Linked DNA regions of Homo sapiens: region 1 is linked to region 2. A link is an interaction called in ENCODE POLR2A ChIA-PET data of the cell type or tissue named here. Cell type or tissue: K562. All regions are shown on one strand. Each heading gives the region's core, and the rest is flanking DNA. Links, peaks and the distances in the headings are about the cores only. Region 1 has its middle 12 kb from the start of MED18. Region 2 overlaps SESN2 (sestrin 2).

What was found. Peaks named below come from ENCODE experiments on the same cell type or tissue, not always from the same donor. Only the 100,000 strongest peaks of a DNase experiment are listed, where the experiment ranks them.
Region 1: POLR2A ChIA-PET joins it to region 2 with 11 read pairs; 29 of 35 experiments call an interaction of 5 or more read pairs at or near these places.

The regions. Positions count from the first base shown.
Region 1 is chr1:28,308,581-28,325,893 of GRCh38, forward strand. No RefSeq gene overlaps it. Among named protein-coding and RNA genes, the nearest start is that of MED18, 12 kb to the right of the region's middle. RefSeq lists an enhancer at 5,057-5,557. In K562, for the core only: no CTCF peak of the experiment used is centred there; a DNase peak (open chromatin) is centred at 5,601.
Region 2 is chr1:28,261,925-28,272,971 of GRCh38, forward strand. It overlaps SESN2 (sestrin 2), which reads left to right. Exons shown (of 10, transcript NM_031459.5): 2 at 7,259-7,324; 3 at 9,750-9,947; 4 at 10,360-10,542; 5 at 10,657-10,869. Among named protein-coding and RNA genes, the nearest start is that of SESN2, 7.9 kb to the left of the region's middle. In K562, for the core only: no CTCF peak of the experiment used is centred there; a DNase peak (open chromatin) is centred at 5,227; H3K4me3 peaks cover 688 bases.

The sequences.
Region 1 (17,313 bases), core at 5,009-13,008, 50 kb after region 2:
AAATGAGAAGGCACATAAATTGCAGCACAGTAATGGCAAGTGTTCAGTATACATTAGCTAAATGTTAGCTTTCAGTATTTTTGAACAGCTTTATTGAGATATAGTTCATATACTATACAAATGCACATTTCATTGCTTCTTAGAATGTTGAGTTGTGCAACTGTCACCACAATCAACTTTAGAACATTTTGATTACCCTCAAAATAACCCCTGTGCCACTTAGCCATCACTCCCCCACCCCTTACATCCCTCCAGCCCTAGGCAACCACTGATATACTTTCTGTTCCTATAGATCTGCCTATTCTGGACATTTCATATGCCTCATTCCTTTTTATTGTTGAATAATATTCCATATGTGGATATACCACAAGTATTAATTTTTATAATCAATAATCCATGCAGTGGCTGAACATGGTGGCTCACGCCTGTGATCCCAGCACTCTGGGAGGCTGAGGCCAGTGGATCACAAGGTCAGGAGTTCGAGACCAGCCTGGCCAATATGGTGAAACCCTGTCTCTACTGAAAAATACAAAAAATTAACCGGGTGTGGTGGCACATGCCTGTAGTCCCAGCTACTTGGGAGGCTGAGGCAAGAGAATGGCGTGAACCCAGGAGGCAGAGCTTGCAGTGAGCCGAGATCGCGCCACTGCACTCCAGCCTGGGTGACACAGCGAGACTCTGTCTCAAAAAATAAATAAATAAATAAATAATTCACACAGTGATCTTGCCACTGCACACCAGCCTGGGCAACAAACTGAGACTCTATCTCTAAAAGTATAATAATACTCTGAGTGCAGAGGCTTATGCCTGTAATGCCAGCACTTTGGGAGGCTGAGGCAGGCAGATCAAGTGAGGCCAGGAATTCAAGACCAGCCTGGGTAACATGGCGAAACCCCATCTCTACTACAAATACAAAAATTAGCTGGGCATGGTGGTGCATGCCTGTAATTCCAGCTACTCCAGAAACTAAGGCACGAGAATTGCTTGAACCCAGGAGGTGGAGCTTGCAGTGAGCTGTGATTGTACCAGTGCACGGCACTTCAGCCTGGGCAACAAAAATGAGACTGTCTCCAAAAAAAGAGAAAAAAGTAATAATAATAATAATGATTCAACCACATCCCTTGAATTAGTTTCTTATAGCTGTTGCAATAAATTACCACAAATTTAGTGACTTAAAACAACAGAAATATACTCCCCTGCAGTTCCGGAGGCCAGAAGTGTATAATAAGTCTTAAGGGGCTGAAATCAAGGCATTGGCAGGGCTGGTTGCTTCTAAAGACTCCAGGGAAGAACTATGCCTTGCCTCTTCCAGCGACTGGTGGCTGTTGGATCCCTCAACTTGAGTTTGCATCACTCCAATCTCTGCTTTCATCATCTCATTGCCTTCTCTTCTGCAGTCAAATCCTTCTCTACTTCCCTCTTATAAGGATATGTATGATTACATTTAGGGCCCACCTGGATAATCCAGGATAATCTCCCTATCTCAACATTCTTAACTGAATCCCTTCTGCAAAGCAATTATGTTATATATAAGGTAACACTGACAGGTTCCAGAGATTAGGGCTTGAGCATCATTGAGAGGGATTATTCAGGCTACCACTCTCCTTGATTTAAAATGTCTTTTGGCTGGGCACAGTGGCTCACGCCTGTAATCCCAGCACTTTGGGAGGCCAAGGCGGGCGGATCATGAGGTCAAGAGATTGAGACCATCCTGGCCAACATGGTGAAACCCCATCTCTACTAAAAATACAAAAATTAGCCGGGCATGGTAGTGGGCACCTGTAGTCCCAGCTACTCAGGAGGCTGAGGCAGGAGAATCGCTTGAACCTGGGAGGTGGAGGTTGCAGTGAGCTGAGATCGCGCCACTACACTCCAGCCTGGTGACAGAGTGAGACTCCATCTCAATAAATGAATAAATAGATAAATAAATAAACAAAATGTCTTTTCTCTTCTAACACCAGGAAATGAATCAAGTGATCAATAGGATAACAGTGATACAACCAGCCTGGTGCTTCTGTCTATGATAGTTGTGCTTTGCTTTTTTTTGTTTTTTTAAGTCAGTACATTTTTATTCAAGGAATTTCATGTTGTGATTTTTTCCCACTGTCCACCAAGGTCACTATAGATCCTCTAAAGAGCTGGAGTCAAAATTTATCTTCAAGTTAGCCCTTTTTAATGGAACTGAGGCATATTTTAATCTAGTTGTCCTGTCAGCCCATAATTCTTTTATTTTGGCTTCTGTCATCTCCTTTTAATGTGGATATAGTAGCTGGGCACAGTGGCTCCTGCCTGTAATCCCAGCACTTTGGGAGGCTGAGGTGGGTGGATTATCTGGGGTCAGGAGTTCGAGACCAGCCTGGCTAACATGGTGAAACCCCATCTCTACTAAAAATACAAAATTAGGCTGGGCGTGGTGGCTCACGCCTGTAATCCCAGCACTTTGGGAGGCCAAGGCAGGCGGATCACCTGAGGTCAGGAGTCCAAGACCAGTCTAGCCAACATGGTGAAACCCCGTCTCTACTAAAAATACAAAAATTAGCTGGGTGTGGTGTTGGGAGTCTGTAGTCCCAGCTACTCAGGAGGCTAAGGCAGGAGAATCACTTGAACCTGGGAGGTGGAGGTTGCAGTCAGCTGAGATTGCGCCACTGCGCTCCAGTCTGGGTGACAGAGCGAGACTCCGCCTCAAAAAAAGAAAAAAAAATTAGCTGGGCATGGTGGCACATGCCTATAATCCCAGCTACTCAGCAGGCAAGGCTGAAGAATCGCCTAAACCTGGGAGGCGGAGGTTGCAGTGAGCTGAGATTGCACCATTGTGCTCCAGCCTGGGTGACAAGAGTAAAACTCCATCTCAAAAAAAATTAAAAAAAAAAATAATAATAATAATAATATGGGTACACTGAAGAAGACTTCAAAATTCACCAAGAATGTTTGGAATCTAATTTTTTAACCAACTTACTTTAGGGTCATTTTTAGCGTACGTGGATCTTCCTGGTTCTCAATTTGACACCCTCTCTAAACATGAATGAGTTTAAATCATATTCATTCCTAAGCAATCACACTCAAGAATAAGTACAGATGTGTGGAATATGCCAATACCTTTAACTCCAGATATCGTGTTCTCAAGATAAAAGCCTTTAAAACAAAAAGCCATCTTATGTATCAAGTCAGCATGAAATTGAAATACAAAATTAATATAGCTGAGGTTTTCCCTCATATCCTATGCTTTTAAATTATCTATTCTACAATCCTAGAATCAACATTTTTTTATTAAGAGACAGGGTCGGCCGGGCATGGTGGCTCACGCCTGTAATCCCAGCACTTTGGGAGGCCGAGGCGGGCAGATCACCTGAGGTTGGGAGTTTGAGACCAGCCTGACCAACATGGAGAAATCCCATCTCTACAAAAAATACAAAATTAGCTGGGCGTGGTGGCACATGCCTGTAATCCCAGCTACTTGGAAGGCTGAGGCGGGAGAATCGCTTCAACCTGGGAGGCGGAGGTTGCGGTGAGCCGAGATCCCGCCATTGCACTCCAGCCTGGGCAACAAGAGCCTGAAACTCCATCCCAAAAAAAGAGACAGGGTCTGTCTTTGTTGCCCAGGCTGGAGTACAGTGGTGCCATCAAAGCTCAGCACAGCCTCCAACTCCAGAGCTCGATCCTCCTGCCTCTGCCTCCCCTTCCTGAGCAGCTGCAACTACAGGCACATGCCTCGATACCCAGCCAATTAAAAAAAAAAAACAAACTCATACTGAACAATGAGTTCTGGGATGCAAAACAGGATTTATTTTTTGTACTTATCCATAAATATATATATATAAGTGCGTGCTGGTTGCTTTTTGTTGTTGTTGTTATTAGACCTCAAGACCATTGGGAATGTTTTTTTGTTTTTGTTTTTGTTTTTTTGAGACGGAATCTTGCTCTGTCGCCCAGGTTGGAGTGCAGTGGCAGGATCTCTGCTCACTGCAAGCTCCGCCTCCCGGGTTCATGCCATTCTCCTGCCTCAGCCCCCCAAATAGCTGGGACTACAGGCGCCTGCCACCACGCCCGGCTAATTTTTTGTATTTTTAGTAGAGACAGGGTTTCACCGTGTTAGCCAGGATGGTCTCGATCTCCTGACCTCGTGATCCACCCGCCTCAGCCTCCCAAAGTGCTGGGATTACAGGCATAAGCCACCGCACCCGGCTTATGTTTTTGTATTTTTAGTAGAGACGGGGTTTCACCGTGTTAGCCAGGATGGTCTCGATCTCCTGACCTCATGATCCACCTTCCTCGGCCTCCCAAAGTGCTGGGATTACAGGCATGAGCCATCGCGCCCGGCCTGGAATGGGTGGTTTTTTTACTACCTCTGGGTGAATGAGAAAGTACACTACAATAGCAAGAGAGCAGGAAGGGCAATTTATTATTTCTTTTCTTTTTTCTTTTTTTTTTTTTTTTTTGAGACGGAGTTTCACTCTTGTTGCCCAGGCTGGAGTGCGGTGGTGTGATCTCGGCTCACTGCAACCTCCGCCTCCTGGGTTCAAGCGATTCTCCTGTCAGCCTCCCGAGTAGCTGGGATTACAGGCACTCGCCACTACGCCTGGCTAAGTTTTGGTATTTTTTTAGTAGAGACAGGGTTTCACTATGTTGACCAGGCTGGTCTTGAACTCTTGATGTCAGGTGATCCGCCTGCCTCAGACTCCCAAAATGCTGGGATTATAGGCATGAGCCACCGCACCCAGCCAGGAGGGGCAATTTCCATTTGGAGTGAAGGAAGGGGCAGATTTGGGCGCAGGATTCTAATAATTGTTTATGAAGAGTTTCTATGTTTCATGAATTTTACATCTTTTATCTCTAAAAGACAATTTTGGCTGGACACAGTGGCTCTCACCTGTAATCCCAGCACTTTAGAAGGCTGAGGTAGGAGGACCACTTGAGTCCAAAAGTTTGAGACCAGCTTGGGCAACATAGGGAGATCCTATCTCAATTAAAAAATGAGCCAGGCTTGGTGGCACATGCCTGTGGTCCCAGCTACTCAGGGGGTGGACTGAGGTAGGATGATCGCTTGTGCCTGGGAGGTTGAGGCTGTAGTGAGCCAAGATAGCGCCACTGCACTCCAACCTGAGCAACAGAGCAAGAGCCTGTCTCAAAAAAATAAATAAAATAAAAATAAAAAGGTGGGCATTTTATAGAATAAGGAAGTTTAAATCTGAAAGGATTAAGCCACTTGCCCAAAGTCTTATAGCCAGTGAGAAGCCAGAGCCAGGATGTGAACTCAGGTCTGCATGATATGGATGCCAAAAGCCCAGGTCCTGGCCACCGTGCCAAGCTGCCTCTTGAGAAATAGGAGCTCCCCAGCCTCTAAAACATTACCCTCTTCCTGACATTGGCCCTGGAAGGTTGTTAGACCAGAACAACAACCAGGAGATGTTGCATGCAACTTAGGCACCCCACTTCAGTCATCTGTGATGCCTCAAGGACCAGAGTTCACAGTCTGTGCTTGGCACCCCCGTCAGAGCTTTGACAAGCAATGTGTTTGTTAGACATGTTGTCCTTTCCAGGCTCAACCAAACAGCTCCAGCCTGCCCGCGCTGACCAGCAGAGCAGGCCTCCAGGCTGAGTCACCGCCCAGGGGTGTTTCACAACCAACCTGTCTGTGCATTGAGGCAGCAGAGGCAGGAAAGGTCACTGGGTGGCCCATGTCACCTTGAGCTCCTGGACAGAAAGGTGGAGCCTGGCTCACCTGTACCCATCCAGTTCTCACCCGAGTTTTCTTTCTCTTCTTGTAGGCTCTCTCTTTAACCTGAGGTATTATCCTGAGCCAAGGGAAGTTTCAACAAGCTCCAGTTCCTCATCTGTAAGATGGGAACTACATACATATTTAAATTATTGTGCATCCTACATGCCCTGTATCATTTAATCTTTATAGCAAACCAGTGAGGTAGATGCTATTATTTCATTTTACAAATGCAGGTACTGAAGATCAGAGATGTTACGTCACTCACCAAAGTCACACAGCTGGTTAGCGCAGGGTCAGGAATCAACCCTAAGTCTGTATGACTAAAGAGTGTGGGTTCAGAAGGAAATGTTCAGGAGAAAAGTCTGGCTATGGCTCGGGGCCTGTAATTCCCTGCTGAGTAATTTAGGCAAGTCCCTTCCACTCTGTGGGTCACTCTGTGGGTCTTGGTTTCCCCATCCGTTCTGTGGGGTGGGAGATAGGAAGCTGGACTAATGAGGCTGGAGGCCTCTTTCGCCTTTAAGTCTATGGTCCTAAGATTTTACGCAGAAGGCCTTTCCCTCAGTCACGCCTAGAGTGTGGTCTTTGCTTCCCGTACAGCCCACTCTTGAACTTCCTCTGGGGGAAGAGCAGACAGCAGGAGATTTCCTAGCAAGCTGCAGCTCTTTTTTTTTTTTTTTTTTTTTTTTGAGATGGAGTCTGGCTCTGTCGCCCAGGCTGGAGTGCAGTAGCGCCATCTCGGCTCACTGCGAGCTCCACCTCCCAGGTTCACGCCATTTTCCTGCCTCAGCCTCCCGAGCAGCTGGGACTGCAGGCGCCGGCCACCGCGCCCGGCTAATTTTTTTGTATTTTTAGTAGAGTCGGGGTTTCTCCGTGGTCTCGATCTCCTGACCTCGTGATCCGCCCGCCTCGGCCTCCCAAAGTGCTGGGATTAGCAAGCTGCAGCTCTTGCACATGACAACTTTGTTGTGACTTCCACTGAGCCATGTCCACATCTGTGAAATTGGGATGACCATAGTACCAGCAACCCAGTCACAGTACACACCATTGTGCTAGGTGCGTCATCTACATTTCCTCTTTATCTTATAATGACCTAGAAGACGATGTCACTGCTTGAGGCCACCCGGTTTATAGGAAGTGGAGCTGCTGTCTCAGCCTAGGCATGTCTGCCTCTTTGCCCTTCGCCATACTGCTTCTCCTCTCCTAGCCATGATGGTGGGAGAATGCACTGAAATGATGAATGAAAAGCACCTGGTGACCCGATGTTACTGGCTCGCTTTTTCCCATTATAATGGGAGCTGGGACTTGAGTCTTCAACTGTTTTTGCATCCACAAATAATGCCAATGTGGGCCTTTCTATGGGTTCTTGGTACATAATTGCTGACTGATATAATTCTATTCGCTAAGGACAAGCAGGTGGAATTAGTCAATAATATTCCGGCCAAGCAGGAAGGACAACAATGTTGAGAATTAGCTCTGTGGTTGGCTTGGTCATTGCCAAGCAGCTATGCCCACTTCCCGCCCCCCCCCCCTTTTTTTTTTAACCTAGTCTCCTTCTGTTGCCCAGGCTAGAGTGCAATGGCGCAGTCTCGACTCACTGCAACCTCTGCCTCCTGGGTTCAAGCAATTCTCCTGCCTCAGCCTCCCGAGTAGCTGGGATTACAGGCGTCCACCACAATGCCTGCAAATTTTTTGTATTTTTAGTAGAGACGGAGTTTCGCCATGTTTGCCAGGCTAGTCTTGAATGCCTGACCTCAAGTGATCCACCCGCCTCAGCCTCCCAAAGTGGTGGGATTACAGGCGTGAGCCACTGCGCCCAGCCTTCCCCCTTTATTTAGTCTTAGATTTTGTCTTTTCATTATTTTATTTTATTTTATTATTTTTTTTTTTGAGACGGAGTCTTGCTGCTGTCGCCTGGGCTGGAGTGCAGTGGCACAATCTCGGCTCACTGCAAGCTCCGCCTCCTGGGTTCCAGCAATTCTCCTGCCTCAGCCTCCCGAGTAGCTGAGATTACAGGCGCCTGCCACCACGCTCGGCTAATTTTTTTTGTTTCGTTTTGTTTTGTTTTTTGAGACGGAGTTTCATTCTTGTTGCTCAGGCTGGAGTGCAATGGCGCGATCTTGACTCACTGCAATCTCTGCCTTCCGGGTTCGAGCAACTCTCCTGCCTCAGCCTCCCCAGTAGCTGAGATTACAGGCACCCACCACCACGCTAGGCTATTTTTTTGTATTTTTAGTAGTGACAGGGTTTCACCATATTGGCCAGGCTGGTCGCGAACTACTGACCTCAGGTGATCCACTCACCTGGGCCTCCCAAAGTGCTGGGATTACAGGCATGAGCCACCACCTCTGGCCATCTGGCTAATTTTTGTATTTTTAGTAGAGATGGGGTTTCACCATGTTGGCCAGGCTGGTCTCGAACTCCTGACCTCAGGTGATCCACCCACCTCAGCCTCCCAAAGTGCTGCGATTACAGGCGTGAGCCACCGTGCCTGGCATATTTTATTTTTTGAGACAGAGTCTCACTCTGTTGCTCAGGATGGAATGCAGTGGCACCATCACAGCTCACTGCAGCCTTGACCTCTCGGGTTCAAGCAATCCTCCTGTCTCAGCTGGGAAGCTGAGTAGCTGGGACCACAGGTATACACCACCATGTCTGGCTAATTTTTGTATTTTTTGTAGAGACGAGGCCTTGGCATGTTGCCCAGGCTGGTCTTGAACTCATGGGCTCAAACAATCCACCTGTCTCGTCTTTCCAAAGTGCTGGGATTATAGGGACGAGTCACCACGCCCATTCATATTCTTAGCTTTCCTTTGCCGTTATGACTTTTGTCATTTTTGTCCTGACACATTCTCACTCTCTTTTGTTTGTTTGTTTTGAGACAGGGTCTTGCTCTGTTGCCCAGGCTGGAGTGCAGTGGCGTGATCAAGCTCACTGCAGCCTCTATCTTTCAGGCTCAAGCGATCCTCCTGCCTCAGCCTCCTAAGTAGCTAGGACTACAGGCATGTGCCATCACACCTGGCTAATTTTTATTAATTTTTAGTAGAAATGAGTTATTGTTATGTTGCCCAGGCTGGTCTCAAACTCCTGAGCTCGGCCAGGCATGGTGGCTCATGCCTGTAATCCCAGCATTTTGGGAGATCGAGGCGGGTGGATCACCTGAGGTCGGGAGTTCAAGACTAGCCTGGCCAACATGGCAATACCCCCCTCTCTACTAAAAATACAAAAATTAGCCGGGCATGGTGGCGTGTGCCTATAGTCCCAGCTACTGGGGAGGCTGAGGGAGGAGAATCACTTGAACCCAGGAGGCGGAGGTTGCATTGAGCTGGGATCGCACCACTGCACTCTAGCCTGGATGACAGACTCAAAAACAAACAAACAAACAAACAAATGCCCCCTGAGCTCAAGCATTCCTCCCTACTCGGTGTCCCAAAGTGCATGAGCCGCCACGCTGGCCTCACATTCTCACTCTTTCCCCCTAGGAAATGAGAGAAGAGAATCCTAAGAGTTTGTAGAAAAGCCATTCAAACACTGATTCCTTATGAGCTCACCTGTCTAACCTCCATTCTCACTTCTCTCCCACCTGTCAAAGTCACACACCTGTCTGCCACAACTGACAATCTTATCCTCTAGCAGGACTTCTAGATTTCTGCAGAAACCTGGGATTTCTGGACACTCCAGTCTATTCATTCTTCTCTGCTTCCTGATGGGATTATCTCTCCTACTCTTACTCTGTTATTTTATTTACTAATATTTACTGTGTACCAAACCCTGTGCTTAGAATTGTAGTGACTTTCTAATTTCTCAAAATGGAAAAAGTATTTTTTTTGTACATTTTAGAGTTTTCTTCTAAAATATTAGAATTTCTAGGCCTGCCACAGTGGCTTATGCCTGTAATCCTAACACTTTGGGAGGACAAGGCGCGAGGATCGCTTGAGCTTGTGAGTTTGAGACCAGCCTGGGCAACATGGTGAAACCCCATCTCTACCAAAAATAGAAAAAATTAGCCAGGCATGGTGGTGGGTGCCTGTGTCCCCAGCTACTTGGTATTTTGTTTTGTTTTTGTTTTTTGTTTTTTTTGGGTTTTTTTTTTAGATGGATTCTCACTCTGTCACCCAGGCTGGAGTACAGTGGCGTGATCTCAGCTCACTGCAACCTCTGCCTCCCAGGTTTGAACGATTCTCCTGCCTCAACCTCCCGAGTAGCTGGGATTACAGGCACGCACCACCATGCCCAGCTAATTTTTGTACTTTTAGTAGAAACAGGGTTTCACCGTGTTGGCCAGGCTGATCTCGAACACCTGACCTCAGGTGATCTACCCACCTCGGCCTCCCAAAGTGCTGGGATTACAGGCGTGTGAGCCACCTCGCCCAGCCATTCACAGCTACTTGGGAGTCTTCAGTGGCAGGATCACTTGAGCCCGGAAGGTGGAGGTTGCAGTGCCCAGTGCACTCCAGCCTGGGTGACAGAGTGAGATCCCATTTCAAAATAAATAATTAATAAAATAAAATACATTTGAATTTCTTACAATGAGCACATAATGCTCTTGTAACCAGAAAAAAAACTATAAATGTTTTTCATTATTTTAATCAATTTTATTGAGATACATTTACATTTACATACAATTAAAATGCATCTGGGTAGGCCGGGCGCAGTGGCTCACACCTGTAATTCCAGCACTTTGGGAGGCCGAAGCAGGTGGACCACCTGAGGTCAGGAGTTCAAGACCAGCCTAGGCAAAATGGCAAAACCCTGTCTCTACTAAAAATACAAAAATTAGCTGTGCATGGTGGTGGGTACCTGTAATCCCAGCTACTTGGGAGGCTGAAGCAGGAGAATCGCTTCAACCCGGGAAGCGGAGGTTGCAGTGAGCCGAGATCATGCCATTGCACTCCAGCCTGGGTGACAAGAGCAAAACTCCATCTCAAAACAAATAAATAAAATAAAATAAAATGTATCTATTTAAATGTACATCTTGATGAGTGTTGACAAATATACACACTTGAGCACCTGACATCACAATCAAAATATAAATATTTCCATTTTTCCAGAAAGGTCCCTTATGTCTCCTTGCAATGAGTCCTCCCTACTTCCTGCCCTAGACAAGCACGATTTTATTTCTCTCACTGTAGATTAGTTTTATCTCTTCTAGAATATCACATAGATGGAATCATAAATTACATATTCTTTTGTGTCTGACTTCTTTCACTTAGAATATTGTTATTATTATTTTAGAGAAAGGGTCTTGCTCCATCGCCCAGGCTGGAGTGCAGTGGCACAATCATAGCGCACTGCAGCCTCAAACTCCTGGGCTCAAGGGATCCTCCTGCTTCAGCCTCCAGAATGTCTGAGACTATGGTTGCATGCCACCACGCTCAGTTTAGATTAATCTATCTTCTTATGTACATCAGTAGTTTTTTTCTATTGCTGAGTAGTATTCCATTGTAGAAATAAATCACAATTTGTTTATCCACTTGTGTGTGGACATTTTGTTTGTTTCAAGTTTTTTTTTTTTTTTTTTCTTTTTTTTTTTTGAGATGGAGTCTCTCTCTGTCACCCAGGCTGGAGTGCAGTGGCACCATCTCGGCTCACTGCAACCTCTGCCTCCTGGGTTCAGCAATTCTCCTGCCTCAGCGTCCCGAGCAGCTGGGACTACAGGCATGTGCCATCACACCCAGCTAATTTTTGTATTTTTAGTAGAGACAGGGTTTCACCATATTGGTCAGGCTGGTCTTGAACTCCTGACCTCGTGATCCACCCGCCTTGGCCTCCCAGAGTGCTGGGATTACAGCCATGAGCCACTGCGCAGGCTTTTTTTTTTTTTTTTTGAGAGAGTTTCTCTCTTATTGTCCAGGCAGGAGTGCAATGGCGCGATTTCAGCTCACTGCAACCTCCACCTCCTGGGTTCAAGCGATTCTCCTGCCTCAGCCTCCTGAGTATCTGGGATTACAGGCATGCACCACCACGCCCTGCTAATTTTGTATTTTTAGGAGAGACGGGGTTTCTCCATGTTGGTCAGGCTGGTCTTGAACTCCCGACCTCAAGTGATCGGCCCGCCTCGGCCTCCCAAATTGCTGGGATTACAGACATGAGCCACCGCGCCTGGCCATTTTTTTTTCATTTAAAAGGAAAAAAAGGTTATTTTCTTTTACTCTTTTTAAGTAACCCACACTCATCAAAAATTTGGAAGATAGGCTGGGCGTGGTGGCTCACTCCCAGTTACTTGGGAGGTTGAGGCGAGAGGATTGCTCGAGCCTGGGAGATTGATGCTTCAGTGAGCTATGATCTTGCCACTGCACTCCAGCCTGGGTGACAGAGTGAGACATTGTCTCGAAAAAAAAAAAAAAAAAAAAAGGCAGGGGAATCGCTTGAACCCTGGAAGTGGAGGTTACAGTGAGCTGAGATTGCGCCACTGCACTCCATCCTGGGTGACACAGTGAGACTCCATCTCAAAAAAAAAATAAAAGGAAAACAGAGACAAGTGGAGATAAAATAATCTCTGGTCCCATTAAACAAAGTTAAACAAAGGCAATTATTGTTAGTATTAGAGTGCTATGTTTTCTTCTCCTGTGTAAAGATGTTTTAAGGACTCTATATAATTAAAATCACACTGTACATTTGTAACTGGCTTGAGTAGTTAATATTATATCATAAATATTTTCCACCTTCTTTCTTTTGTAACCATTTTTAATATTATTTAATATTTTATCACTAGAATGTGGACTCTCTCAGGGCAGGGGTTTAGGTTGTCCCAGTTATTCTTTATATTCCCAAAGTTCAGCATGGTGCCTCTCCTACCGCAGGCACATAGTAAGTGCTGACTGTATTGTGTGCCACAATGTGCTTGCTATGCCCATATGGAGAATATGCCAACTCTCCTTACAATGTTCTTTTCACTAATTCTCTTTTTTTTTTTTTTTTTTGAGACAGTCTGGCTCTGTCACCCAGGCTGGAGTGCAGTGGAAGCATCTCAGCTCACTATAGCCTTGACCTCCTGGGCTCAAATGACACTCCCATCTCAGCCTCCCAAGTAGCTGGAATTACAGGCGAGGGCTACCATGTCTGGCTAATTTTTAATTTTTTGTAGAGATGGGGTCTCCCTACGTTGCCTAGGCTGGTCTTGAACTACTGGGCTCAAGTGATCCACCTGCCTCGGTCTCCCAAAGTGCTGGAATTACAGGTATGATCCACCATGTCCAGGACCCATCTTAAGTCCTAAGCACTAGTGTGTTAACCTCTGCCCTTCTGCTTCTCCATGAAGTCTTTTTGGGCTTTCTCCTCTCCTCTGGGTTGTACAAAGAGTCTCCTCCAGAAAACATTTGAGTTGATGGCATAAATAATGGCATAAAACCATTTGACCCAAGGAAGGGGGTAATTGTGATGAGATCTTAGGGGACCAGAAACAAACTCTTTTACTTCCACATAGATTATACAGCAGACTTGCAATTCTGGCAGCTGTGAGATGGAGAGAATACCACCTGCTTCTGAGAGCTAGTATGAGGAGGAAATGAATTATACAGATTCAGCTGAGCATGGTGGCTCACACCTGTAATCCCAGCACTTTGGGAGGCTGAGGCAGGTGGATCACCTGAGGTCTGGAGTTCGAGACCAGCCTGGCCAATTTGGTGAAACCCCGTCTCTACTACAAATACAAAAATTAGCTGAGTGTGGTGGTGCACGCTCGTAATCCCAGCTATTTGGGAGGCGGAGGCAGGAGAATCACTTGAACCTGGTGGGTGGAGGTTGCAGTGAGCCGAGATCATGCCACTGCACATCCACCTGGGTGACAGAGTAAGACTCCATCTCAAAAAAAAAAAAAAAAAATACAGATTCACAGAAAGTGCTTACCACAGAGCCTGGCACCCAGTAATCACACACTCAAGGGGAGCTGTCCAGGAAATTTGAGACCCAGTGGGTTAATTATCGGTTAATTATCTTCAGACTAAAACCAACACTGATTTCCCCAGACAGCCCGGGAGGGGAGAAACCCAAACAGACAGTTACAGTTCAGCTAAAACAGAGCTAATCTTTAATCTTTTATGGATACATGTAATACATTAACTATTATAGCTTATCCCCTCAAGGCACCTCAACACCTGGTCAACCAGAGGCTAGAGTTGGGTTGGCTGGGCTAAGAGGAAGGGAGCAAGTAAATAGGCCAATTACCCTTCTGCAACAGACTTTCTTAGGGCCCCGCCTTGAGATTAAGAGAATTAAATGGCTAATGCTGCCTGTCATTCAGCCAGTGGGGTGGGGAGGTGAATTTCTTGAGTCAGCACCCAATGAAGAACACTAGGCACAAAATTATATGAGGTGTTTTACCTGTCTCTCAGCAAACTAAACTCCTTAAGAATGGTGTCATTTCTTATTTGTCATTGGGTGTTTGCTGATGGTCATTACTATTAATAATAATGCTGTAGTTGTCATAATAGGAAAAAAATCCAAAGGCATAGAATTACTAAGGCTAAGTATCTATGAAATCATAAAGTTCGACTACTGCATTTTCTCAACTCTAAGATGCATTTTGTGTCTGGGTTTATCGGGCTTCAATTTATAACAGATATATATATATATATATATACACACACACACACATAGAGAGAGAGTGTTTATCAATCGACTGAAACTCTGTTATTAAATCAATACTATGACTTAGAGTGGACAGTGTCTAGGAATCAAGGAAATATGATAATTCAATCTCTCCCACTCGGAACAAGAATTCTTTCTTTTCTTTTTTTTTGAGATAGAGTCTCGCTCTGTTGCCCAGGCTGGAGTGCAGTGGCACCACCTTGGCTCACTGCAACCTCTGCCTCCCAGGTTCAAGCGATTCTCCTCCCTCAGCATCCTGAATAGCTCGCATTACAGGTATGTGCCACCATGCCCAGCTAATTTTTCTGTTTTTAGTAGAGATGGGGTTTCGCCATGTTGGCCAGGCTGGTCTTGAACTCCTGACCTCAGGTGACCTGCCCACCTAGGCCTCCCAAAGTGCTGTGATTACAGGCATGAGCTACCACGCCCAGCCAATAATTCTTTCTACCACAGTCTCTCCTTCAGTATTTCCACTGGAAGGGAGTCTACTTCATATCCGGGCCCCCCTTCCACTACTGGACACCACCATTGCGACAAGTTGTTCCTTTTATTAAGCTGAAATCTATATCCCTATAATTTTCACCCAACAATTCTAGTCCTGTCCTCTGGAACTATACAAAAGCAGTTAGTTTTTTTCAGGAGGCTATTACAGATTGAAGTTTGTGTCTCCCCAAAATTCATATGCTAAATCCTGGGAGAAGTAGAAATTTGCCCAGCACTACATAGGCACTGTGTACACCTGGAGGGCCTTTAAAAAAAAGAATCCTAACCTCCAATGTGGTGGTGAGCCTTTGGGAGATAATTAGGTCGTGAGGGTGAAGTCTTCATTAATGAGATTAGTGCCCTTGTAGGAAAAAACAAGAGAGATGATTTTTCTCTCAGCCATGTGATGCTATGAGAATGCAGCCATCTGCAATTCATGAAGCCGACCCTCACCAGACACTGTATCTATCAGCACCTCAATCTTGGACTTCCCAGCCTCCGGGAAATATGTGAAATCATTCGTTGTTTTGGCCACCCAGTCTTTGGTAACTTGTTATAGCAATCCAAACTAACACAGAGCAAAGTCTTAGTACAATAAATCTCTGGAGGCAGACAGATTTGGCTTTTAAACCTGACTCTGACACTTATCAGCAATGTACTTAACTTCTCAGAGCCTATTTCCTCATTTGCTAAGTGGGCTGAAGTCCCCATGGTTGTGAGAGTTAAATGAGTTAAATATACTCTAACCCTAACCCTAGCCCTTTCCTCTTCATCTCTCCTCAGTCCCCACTGGCTTTGTCATATATTCATATACTGGAAGACAGATGTCATGTCCACCCTTCGTAAGTCTTTTCTAATTAAACATTCCCCAATTCCTAAACCATTCTCCTAACAGTAAATCTGATTCATTGCATACCTACAATATACAGTATATACCAGGCACTGCCAAAGGCCTAAGAAGTTAAATAAACTGCCTAGACCCACACAAGCAGTTGCCAGAATTATAGATCTGTCTGACTGTAAAGCCACACCTTCAAATCTAGATCCTATAGCAGTACTGTCTAACAGAAATATGTGAGTCACATATATACTTTTAAATATTCTAGGCCAGGCATGGGGGCTCACACCAGCAATCTGGGAGGCCCAGGTAGTAGGATCACTTGAGGACAGGAGTTTGAGACCAGCCTGGCCAACATGGTGAAACCTGGTCTACTTAAAGAAAAAAAAAAAAATCAGGCGGGCATGGTGGCATGCATCTGTAGTTCCAGCTACTCAGGAGGCTAAGACATGAGAATTGCTTGAGTCTGGGAAACAGAGGTTGCAGTGAGCCCAGATTGTGCCACTGCACTCCAGCCTGGAAGACAGAGCAAGACTTCTGTCTCCAAATAAATAAAAATATAAATAAATAAATATTCTAGTAGCACCCTGTAAAAATAAGCTGGGCTCAGTGGCTTACACCTGTAATCCCAGCACTTTGGGAGGCTGAGGCAGGTGGATCACCTGAGGTCAGGAGTTCAAGACCAGCCTGGCCAACATGGTAAAACTCTGTCTCTACTAAAAAATAGAAAAATTAGCCAGATGTGGTGGCGGGCGCCTGTAGTCCTAGCGACTGGGGAGGCTGAGGAAGGAGAATTGCTTAAACCTGGGAGGTAGAAGTTGCAGTGAGCCAAGATCACGCTACTGCACTCCAGCCTGGACGACAGAGCAGGACTCCGTCTCAAAACAAAACAAAACAAAACAAATAAATAAAAATAAATAAACAAGTTAAATTAAATGTAATAAAATATTTTTATTTAACCCCAGTATCCAAAATATTATCATTTCAGCAAGTACTCTATATAAAAAAATATTGACTTGGTGTTGTGGCTCACACCTATGATCCCAGCACTTTAGGAGGCCTAGGCAGCAGAATTTCTTGAGCCCAGGAGTTGGAGACCAGCCTGGTCAATATAGTGAGACCCTGTCTCTACAAAAAAAGGAAAGAAAAAAAGGCTGGGGCTGGGCACGGTGGCTCACGCCTGTAATCTCAGGACTTTGGGAGGCCGAGGCAGGCAGATCACCTGAGGTCAGGGGTTCAAGACCAGCTTGGCCAACATGGTGAATCCCATCTCTACTAAAACTACAAAAATTAGCCAGGCGTGGTGGCTCACGCCTGTAATCCCAGCTACTCAGGAGGCTGAGGCACAAGAATCACTTGAAACTAGGAGGCGAAGGTTGCAGTGAGCCAAGATGGCGCCACTGCATTCCAGCCTGGGTGACAGAGTGAGACTGTTTAAAATATATATATATATATATATTTATGTGTAGATATACATTTTTATATATGTATATATATGTGTATATATGTGTATATATGTGTGTGTATATATATATATGTGTGTGTGTATATGTGTATATATATATGATTCCTCACTTCAAGATGTTTACAATCTATCCAGGGAGATAAGCCATGCACAAAATACATTCACAGATCCAGTGACTCCCCCGAAAAATGAAAAAAATAATTTTGAAAAAATGAATTTAAAAAA
Region 2 (11,047 bases), core at 1,316-9,315:
CACCCGCCACCATGCCCAGCTAATTTTTGTATTTTCAGTAGAAACAGAGTTTCAGCATGTTGGCCAGGCTGATCTTGAACTCCTAACCTCAGGTGATCCACCTGCCTTGGCCTCCCAAAGTGCTGAGATTACCGGCATGAGCCACCGCACCTGGCCTATCTGGGAGATTTCTGTGTATTCCTCTCTCGAGAAAAGAGGACCTTCGGACGGTTTCTGCTTTGAGTGGTGGCATCCTTAGAAGACAGCAGGGTGCTGATCTTTGAGTCAGGTGCCCGAGGTCCAAGAGAAGACCCAGGCGTGCAGCTCCCTTAACTCCCTGTCACTTCACCACACACTCCCTTTCAGGAGCTCATTGCCTTCAGATGTGTGTATCTTCAGAAAGTTCCAAGGGCTTCACTCTAGTACTGGTAGTATTGGGCTCCCGAATAACTTTCTCGGCCAGATGCAGTGGCTCATGCCTGTAATACTAACACTTTGGGAGGCCGAGGCAGATGGATTGCTTGAGCCCAGGAGTTCAAAACCAGCCTGAAACCCTGTCTCTACAAAATATACAAAAGTTAGCCAGGCGTGGTGGTGTGCGCCAGCTACTTCGAAGGCTGAGGTGGGAGGATTGCTTGAGCCTGGGAGGCGGAGGTTGCAGTGAACTGTGATCATGCCACTGCACTCCAGCCTGGGTGACAGAGCAAGAGTCTGTCTCAAAAAAAAAAAAAAAAAAAAAACCAGGCTGGGCGCGGTGGCTCGCACCTGTAATCCAAGCACTTTGGGAGGCCGAGGTAGGTGGATCACAAGGTCAGGAGATTGAGACCATTCTGGCTAATACGGTGAAACCCCGTCTCTACTAAAAATACAAAAAATTAACCCTGCGTGGTGGCACACGCCTGTACTCCCAGCTACTCCGGAGGCTGAGGTAGGAGAATTGCTTGAACCTGGGAGGCAGAGGTTGCAGTGAGCCGAGATCGCTTCACTGTACTCCAGCCTGGGTGACAGAGTGAGACTCCGTCTCAAAAAAAACAAAACAAAACAAACTTTCTCAGACATCATTTCTTCTTCAGGGAAGCCCTTCCTCCCCCACTAGATAAGTCCCCTTGCACACCCTCCTCCATTCCCTCCATTGTAGGAGCTTTGGTCCCAATTATGTGAAATAGTCCCTTGCTGGAGATACCCTGCAAGTCTCATCCCCAGCACTGCTCTTTGCACCTAATAAGTGTTCGTGACTAGTTGCCCCTTGCTGGCTTAGCTGACCCTTGTGAACTATTCCAGCCGTGGAGTCAGATCTGAATTGTGCCCATTTGGAAGAGGACCTTTCTGAGCCTCTCTGACCTGTTTCCGAAGAAGGGATTATAAGAACTGTTTCCCTCTGGGTGGTTGGGAGGAATTGGCACAATCAGATGTGTAAAGCACTTAGCGTGGTTCCCAGCTCATGATGGGCAGACAAGTGTATGGCACCACTCACTCACACCCCCTCCACCCTGCCCACTCCAAGGCTGGAGGTCCTGGGCTGCTTGGGCTGTATTTCCGTATCGTCTTCTCAGGCATAAACCCAGGAAAATATCTGAATTCAGCTGGGGGTGAGGGAAGGAGAAATAGTGTCTGTTCCTTCCCAGCTGGCAGAGTGGGTAACCAGGTGTCTGTAGCTGAGACCAGGGACTTACAGGCTCTATAAAGGATAATATAGGGTAACCGAGAATAAAGTCTGGGGCTTCTCCAAGAAGCCGATATGGGTAGTAGACAGAACCCTTGGAAGCCAGACTGAGCTGGGTTCAACTCTCCAAGGCTGGGGCTGCTTCCCAAAGCTGTTATTATGAAGTGGAATGGACCTTAGAAGCCAGGCAGCCGTGGGTTCAGATCTCAGATTGGCTACTTGTCAGCTGGTGCCTAACCTTTGAACCCTTAGTCTTGTGTGCAAAATAGAGACTCTGCCGCCGCCCCAAAACAGATGAAAATTAGATGGAACCTGTGTGCAAGTACCTGAGCTAATTTAAAAGTTAACATATAGTAAGTGCTTAAATTAGGATCCATGCCAGGCATGGTGGCTCATGCCTGTAATCCCAGCACTTTGGGAGGCTGAAGTGGGAAGATCGCTTGAGCCCAGGAGTTTGAGACCAGCCTTGGCAACACAGTGAGACCTCATCTCTATTTAAAAAAAAAAAAAAAAAAGGCCAGGCACGGTGGCTCAAACGCCCATAATCCCAGCATATTGGGAGGCCAAGGTGAGCAGGTTATGTCTCTACTAAAAATACAAAAATTAGCCGGGCTTGGTGGCGCATGCCTATACTCCCAGCTACTTAGGAGGCTGAGGCAGGAGAATTGCCTGAACTCAGGAGGCGGAGGTTGCAGTGAGCCAAGATCACGCAACTGCACTCCAGCCTGGGTGACAGAGCGAGACTCCATCTCAAAGAAAAAAAGAAAAAAAAAGAAAAAATTAGGAGCCAGGCACAGGTCTGGGGCCATTATCCTCTTTTTACAGTTTGTGTGAAGACCTTCATGTTGAATGACCACCTAAAGGGTTAACTTTAGTGTTCCTGTTGCCCCATGTGATCTGTTTAGTTGAAATTATAAAAATACCCAACACTGGTTCTCCCTCTGTCCCACACTAGCTGTTATTTTGGACAGGTGACCTGACCCCTCTGTGTTGCACTTTTCTTGTTCTGTTACGTGGAACTGGAATCATGCCTTTATCAGGTCTACTGAACCTGTACCATCCAATATGGTAACCCCTCACTACATGTGGCTATTTAAATTTAGATAAATTAAAATTAAATAAAATGAAAATTTTTTGTTGCATTTGTCACATTTCAAATGCTCAGCCACAGTGACTAGAGACTCACATTTCTTGGACAGTACAGATATAAAACATTCCATCATCGCAGAAAATTCTGTTGGACTGTGCTATGCTAGGCACTGGGGTAACAACAAAGAACTAGATTCAGTGTGTGCCCCCAAGTGTGACAGGTGCTGTGACTGGAGCTTCTCATTCTTGGTGAGTCCCAGATGCAGCAGCCTGGAGACTATTGAGACCTTGAGAAGTTTAGAGAATGGGGAATCATTTCTGCACTTGCAGAAACCTGGGTTGTATCCCAGCCCTGCTACTGCCTTCCTGCCTGAGTAGCCAGAAGTGAGTTGACCTCTCTGAGCCTTGTTCCTCATCTGTAAAATGGAAGCCCTAGTAGTAGCTTCTGCCCTAAAGTCCAGGTAGTGCATGTGAAATTAATGCTTAGCCAGTGGTAACCAGCCTTGTTATGCACCATTGTTATTACTGACTCCCCAGTCCAGGGAATTGGGCAGGGAGGGCTGACTTGGAGGGGTCATTTCTTGGCAGTGGTATGCTGCCCTGCCTGCTTCCTCTGTCAGGATCGGGGAAGCATTCAGGGTATTGGAGCCATGGATTCAAATCTACTTGGTTTTGCCTTCAGGGCTTTATACTCGCGTTCCCTCTGGCTGGAATGCTGGTCCCCCTAGTTTTTGGGGTGTGTGTTTGTTTGTTTTGAGACGGAGTTTCACTCTTGTTGCCCAGGCTGGAGTGCAATGGTGCGATCTCAGCTCACCACAACCTCCACCTCCTGGGTTCAAGCAATTCTCCTGCCTCAGCCCCCCGAGTAGCTGGGACTACAGGCATGCACCACCATGCCTGGCTAATTTTTTGTATTTTTAGTAGAGACGGGGTTTCTCCATGTTGGTCAGGCTGGTCTCGAACTCCCAACCTCTGGTGATCCGCCTGCCTCGGCCTCTCAAAGTGCTGGGATTTCAGGCGTGAGCCACTGCGCCCGGCCTGTTTGTTTTTTAAGAGAGGGTGTCCTGCTGTGTTGTCCAGACTGTTCTCAAATTCCTAGCCTCAGGTGATCCTCCACCACCAAGCCTTCCAAAGTACCGGGGTTACAGGTGTGAACCACCCCACTTAGGCCCCCTAGATCTTTACAGGCCTTGCTGTCTTCTCATCATTTAGATAACAGCTCAAAGACCACCTCCTCAATGGCTTCTCCTGTCTACTTACACTAAAATATTGCACACTCTCCCTCCCCATCATACAGTTACTGTTTATTTCACTCACTTTATAGAATCTGTGCTTTGAAATCCTGTTTATCAGATTCTGAATTATATGAAGGCCAAGGGCTTTGTCTTTTCACTGCTGTATTCTTGCTGCTTGCAATATAGCCATCAAAAATATTTGTTGAGTGAACAAATTAATTCTGTTTCCACCTAGAAAGCACTTAGCATAGTGCCTTATACTTGAGAAAGTGATCAATAAATGGTGTAAACAATGGTCCTCACCCTGGCTGTTATGCTGGGGCCCCACCCCAGATAACTAAATTAGAATTGCGGGAGGTGGGACCTTGGCATTGTTATTTTTGTAAAGCTTCTCAAAGGATTCTAATGTACCGCTTGGGTTGAGAAGCCCTTGTTTGATACAGCAAGGAGGTTAATGATACCTGACTTTTTATTAAGTGCTTATTGTTATGGAGGTATTGAGGTAAGCTACACAGTGTTATCTCATGAAATCCTCATCACTGGCCAGTGGAAGTAGTTACTGCTATCCCCATTATTTGGTAAAGAAACTGAGGCTCATAAAGCTAAGGGATAGCAGGTGGTGGAGCTGTCATTTGAGCTCATGCAATTTGTGTCAAGAGCCCCATCTTTTTTTTTTTTTTTTTTTTTGAGACAGGGTCTTGCCCTGTTGCTCAGGCTGGAATGCCGTGGTGCGATCATAGCTTGCTGTAACCTCAAACTCCTGGGCTCAGGCAGTCCTCCTGCCTCAGCCTCCTGAGTAGCTGGGACTACAGGTTGTGTGCTACCATGCCCAGCTAATTTACTGTTTGTGGAGACAGGGGTCTCACTGTGTTGCCCAGGCTGGTCTCGAATTCCTGGCCTCAAGCGATCCTCTTGCCTCAGTGTCCCAACGTGCTGGGATGAGCTGCTGCGCCAGCCAAGGGCCCCTATCTTTTAACTGCATTGTATATTGTTGTTGTTGTTGTTATTGCTGAAAGTGTTGATGGATCCAGACCGATGACTTAGAGCTCCTTCTTTTGACAATTCCTGGGTCAGATTTTGGAGTGAGTTGGGATTCCCAAGGCTATTCCTATCCTTCCCTAGCACCCCTGATGGGCCGTCTCTGCCTCCCCCAGTTTTGCTCCACCCTACCCTGCTGTGGCTTGCTATTCTGTCCTCAGGTCCCCTGAGGTGGAGGCCCAGTTTGTGGAGTCAGCAATCCTTATCTCCTATACAGAGCTGTTGGGCTTTTTCTTTGGTGAGGGGGAGGGAAGCTCCAAAGGGGAGTGCTCAGGGATTGTGTTGGTTACTACGCTGAACTTGGACCAGCCTGGCCCGGAAGTTCCCAGAAGTGTGGGCTGAAGGGGGCCTGCACGGTCAGCTCAACTCCCTTTTTGAAGGTAGCTGGGCTACTTTACCTACCAGTTTAGTAGGTAAAGAGAGTTTAGGCCTTTAACTTTCCCAGAGCCACATAGCAAGTTAGTTGCAGAATTGGTACCTATTCCAGAGACTTTGTAGTCTTCTGGAGTCCCAGAGCTCTGCCTCCTCAGTGGGCTTTTGGCCATCTGAGAAGGAAGGTTCAATTATAGTTTTTGGTTCCCGGATACCTGAGGGCTGGTACTAAGTCTGGATCTTAATGGGAAGGGGAGAACTGGGCGCCTCCTATCCCTGTCCAGTGAGAGCATGGCTCTGATTTGGGTAAACTGTAAACAAGACCAGTGCTGAGAGCCACCTCCACTCTCAGATTAACAAAATAAATTAATAAGTAGAGCATCCTTCCTGAACCCCATCTCTAGGACTAGGAGAAGCAGATGTAGTGAGTACCTGATATTAGTGGTTTCTAAAGAGGCTGCAGCATATAACAGGTCAAAACAGTTGCTCCCATCAGCCTTGTACACCCTGCTCAGATTCCCTCCGTGCCTTTCTGCTTTCTCTGTCTTCATTCACAGACTAGTATGAATGACCTGGCGCTGCTCTCCACTAAATGTGATCTGGTGTCAGGGAAACAAAACAGACAATTTGATGACAGTGTTTTTAGAAGCAAAAGCCCTGGGAATTTTGGGGTCATAGGTGAGGGCCAGAAAAAGGTTCCTAGACTATTGTGGTTTAGCTTTGCAAAAGGAGTGACCACTGGGACTGGGCCAGTTGTATCTGGAAGCCCATGGGAGGGGGAGGTAGGGTTTTAAGCCAGTTGATCGGATTTATATTCAGAAAGTTAATGTGGCTACTGGGTAGAGGATGGATAGGAGAGGCCAGGGCTAAGGAGGCCGGGGGACAACTGGCGAGGTTGTGAGTAGTGGTCCAGACAAGAGGGGGTGGTAGTTAATGAGGTGGTGGTGGTGGGAGGACAGATAAGCAGCCAGGCATGGTGACTCCCATCTGTAATCCCAGTGCTTTGGGAGGCCAAGGCAGGAGGATCCATTGAGCCCAGCAGTTTGAGGCTATAGTGAGCTATGACTGCACCACTAAAGAAGAGGCCAGGCGTGGTGGCTCATTCCAGTAATCCCAGCACTTTGGGAGGCTGAGGTGGGCGGATCACCTGAGGTTGGGGATTCGAGACCAGCCTGGCCAACATGGAGAAACCCAGTTTCTACTAAAAATATAAAATTAGGTGAGCGTGGTTGTGCATGCCTGTAATCCCAGCTACTCGGGAGGCTGAGGCAGGAGAATCGCTTGAACCCAGGAGGCAGAGGTTGCAATGAGCTGAGATCGCACCATTGCACTCCAGCCTGGGCAACAAGAGCGATACTCCGTCTCAAAAAAAAAAAGAAGCAAAAGAAGGAAGGAGAAGGAAGGAAGGAAGGAAGAAGGAGGAGGAGGAGGAAGAAAGGAAGGAAGGAAGGAACGAACGAACATGTGAGAGAAATTGAAGCTGCTTCTGAAGCATCTGGGGTACTTGGTTACCTGGCTTCAGGGTGCAAACTGTGGTGTGTTCTTGTATAAGTTCTCTGGGACCACTAAGAAGGTGGCCTCCTGGAGATGTGCAGCATGATGGCTATATAGTTCCTTTTCCAGGACCCTCCCATCCCGCAATGCTGGGATTCTTGGGTCCCAACCCAGTTCCTGAAGAACTCAGCCTGGAGTGAGCCCTCTTTCTTGATTACCCTTCCAAACATGTGTATATCTCCCATCTGGCTCCACCATCCAAAGTATGCTAGAAAGGTGGGTTTAACACTTCAGTGTAGCCCCTTGGATAGGAGGAAGAGGCTGGATAGGTAATAATCCTCTTTATTCTCCCTTCTACTACGGACTAACCTCATATGTTTCCTCCCAGGAGCAGAGGGAGAGCCGGGCTCGGCGAGGCCCTCGAGGGCCCAGCGCCTTCATCCCCGTGGAGGAGGTAAGCTTGGAAGGGGTTAGGGATCTTTGGTCCCTGGGAAGAAAGGACATGGCATATTGGTAGGCAGGCATCTTTTCCTGTTCTTTAAATTGCAGCTTTTAAGCTATTCCTTTCTGATTTCTGATTCATTTAATTCACAAAACGGCTTTGTGAAGCAGGCACTGTCAACTCCATTTTACTGGGAAGAAACAGGCTCAAAGAAATCAAGTGCTAATAGCCAGGTAGTGGCCAAACTTTTTTTTTTTTTCATGCTCAAACTTTTGATTCCTAGATCAGTGCCTGCTTTCCCTTAAGAAGATAGAACTATCTATCTCATCCATGACCATACATATATTACACGCTCTTTTCTGTTTTAAAAGTAATATATGTTTATTATTTTAAAAATTTCCATTGTTTCAGAAAGCTCTGATCTCCTGTATCCTCCTGCACCCTGCAGAGATCATCACTGTTAACCATTTGCCACTGTTTACTGTGCTTTTTTCAAGCCAATACTTACTTTCAGTACAGAACCAAGGTCATAGTTTACAACGTGTTTTTTTGTTTTGTTTTTCACTTAATACAAGAAAGACATCTTTCATCTACTGAGTCAGTTCATTCATTCATTTACTTAACATATCTATTAAATGATTAATCTATGTCAGGCACTGTTCTGGTTGCTTGGGATATAGTAGTGAACAAGACAGACAAAAATATTTGCCATTATGGAGCTTACATTCTAGTGTGTTGGGATAGTGGAGTTACCTTCAAAACATGCAGAAAAATGTAAAACTAGTTTCCTCATTTTATTTGGCCATCAGTGAACAAGGACAAATTTTTTGTTTTGCCGGCCGCAGTGGCTCACGCCTGTAATCCCAACACTTTGGGAGGCCGAGGCGGGCGGATCACGAGGTCAGGAGATCGAGACCATCCTGGCTAACACGGTGAAGCACCGTCTCTACTAAAAATACAAAAAATTAGCCAGGCGTGGTGGCGGGCGCCTGTAATCCCAGCTACTCTGGAGGCTGAGGCAGGAGAATGGCATGAACCCGGGAGGCGGAGCTTGCAGTGAGCCGAGATCGCGCCACTGCACTCCAGCTTGCGTGACAGAGTGAGACTCCGTCTCAAAAAAAAAAAAAAAAATTTGTTTCCTCTCTTTGCTTTTCCTAAATGTGTAGGGCGAGTGGTTAAGGAGCTAACAAACATTTACCCTCCTTCTAAACCCCTTGTTCCTCTACTCCTTTGTAAATATAAGGCGAACAACCACTTGCCGATTATTTATGTCTGTGACCCAGAATTCTAAGCTCAAGTATTGCTCTTGTCTTTTATTTTTTCATTTATAAGTGACCACCTTTTTTTTTTTTGAAACGAAGTTTTGTTCTTGTTGCCCAGGCTGGAGTGCAATGGCACGATCTTGGCTCACCGCAACCTCTGCCTCCCAGGTTCAAGCAATTCTCCTGCCTCAAGCCTCCCGAGTAGCTGGGATTACAGGCATGAGCCACCACGCCCAGCTAATTTTGTATTAGCAGAGATGGGGTTTCTCCATGTTGGTCAGGCTGGTCTCAAACTCCGGACCTTAGGTGATCTGCCCATCTCTGCCTCCCAATGTGCTGGGATTACAGATGTGAGCCACCGTGCCCAGCCCACTCTTTTATAATAAAGAGAAGAAACAGGCAGCCAGGCACAGTAGCTCATGCCTGTAATCCCAGCACTTTGGGAGGCCAAGGTTTGGGGATCACTTGAGCCCAGGAGTTCGAGACCAGCCTGGACAACATAGTGGGACCCCGTCTGTATTAAAAAAAAAAGTTAAAAAGAAATAGGCTTTGGAGTTCATCTGGATTTGAATCTGCTTCTGTTATTTATCAGATCTGTGACTTTGAGCAAGGAAGAAAACTTCCTGGTTTCCTCATCTGGCAAAGTGGGGGAAATAATAGTATTCACCTCACAGGCTTATTGGCTAGATCCCATGAAATCACGCGGAGAAAACTGTAAGCTCAGGGATGGCATGGAGACAGCACTCAGGAAATGTGAACTATTTTGCACCCGCCCCCATGGTTATATGCATTTGCAGTGTTAGAATAGACACTCCATGAAGGGAGGAGAAACTGTACTTTTACTCTCTGTGCCTGATTTTTCCTACCTAAAAGTGGAGAAACAGAACTCCAGTTTTATAGTTGTTGTGAGAGTTAAATAAGTTAAAATATGCATTCTTGAACAGTGCTTGGCACATAGCATTGTATGTGTAAGTACTGGCCATTATTATATAAGGTACCTAATAAGTATTTATTGAATCACTTATTAAAATATGTGATCCTCCCCATTCTTTCTTTTTGGACACGGTGGTGGTTTTTAGTTTCTTGCCATTAAAAACCCACTGGAAGAATACATTGGTCTCTTTGATGAGTGGGGCAGGAGGGAAACCCATGCTCTCCTCCCCTTTGGTTGGCAGGTCCTTCGGGAGGGGGCTGAGAGCCTCGAGCAGCACCTGGGGCTGGAGGCACTGATGTCCTCTGGGCGAGTAGACAACCTGGCAGTGGTGATGGGCCTGCACCCTGACTACTTTACCAGCTTCTGGCGCCTGCACTACCTGCTGCTGCACACGGATGGTCCCTTGGCCAGCTCCTGGCGCCACTACATTGCCATCATGGTGAGCCTCTCTGGGCCTGACACTTGGAGAGGTGGCTTTGTGGTGGGTTCTGTCCTTTGATCTCTTTTCTGGGAGCTTTGTGAGCTGATTCCATAGACAAGCAGGGAAAGCCCTGGCTTTATCTAACTGTAGAGTTTTGGGTTTTTTGTTTTTATTTTTTCTCAGAAGGAAAATTTTAGGTTTTGAAGAAAGGCATCGTTAGTGCTTGTGTTAGGTACAGATTGGCAAACTGAGGTGCAAAAAGGAATCAGGTGGCCTGCAAGCTGGTGGCAGAGCTGGGGTTACTTAGAACTTAGATTTCCTGCCTCTTGGGGAACAGTGAGCCCTACAACCTCTCCCCTGATGGGGTACCCACCCTGAGCCAGGCACAAAAGGAGGAGGGTGACTCAGGCTGTGTCCACTACCTCCGCAGGCTGCCGCCCGCCATCAGTGTTCTTACCTGGTAGGCTCCCACATGGCCGAGTTTCTGCAGACTGGTGGTGACCCTGAGTGGCTGCTGGGCCTCCACCGGGCCCCCGAGAAGCTGCGCAAACTCAGCGAGATCAACAAGTTGCTGGCGCATCGGCCATGGCTCATCACCAAGGAACACATCCAGGTGCAGGGGGCAGAGAGGCGGGTGTCTGAGGGAGCACAGAGGCCTGGCTGGTGCCTGGTGGGTAACCCAGGGCAGGCACTGAGCAGCTCTGACCTCCCCCCTTGTCCCTTCCAGGCCTTGCTGAAGACCGGCGAGCACACTTGGTCCCTGGCCGAGCTCATTCAGGCTCTGGTCCTGCTCACCCACTGCCACTCGCTCTCCTCCTTCGTGTTTGGCTGTGGCATCCTCCCTGAGGGGGATGCAGATGGCAGCCCTGCCCCCCAGGCACCTACACCCCCTAGTGAACAGAGCAGCCCCCCAAGCAGGGACCCGTTGAACAACTCTGGGGTAAGTCACGGGCCTGGGTCTTGATCGGGGAGGAAGCGGGCATGACCTCTGGTCCTTAGGTAGAAGCTACTGCTTCCCAATCTCGTATCTGCACTACCTGCTGCTATGAGAGACCATAGAAAAGTTATTTGACTTTGAAGCTTAGTTTCCTCATCTGTGAAATGGGGAGATAAAGACC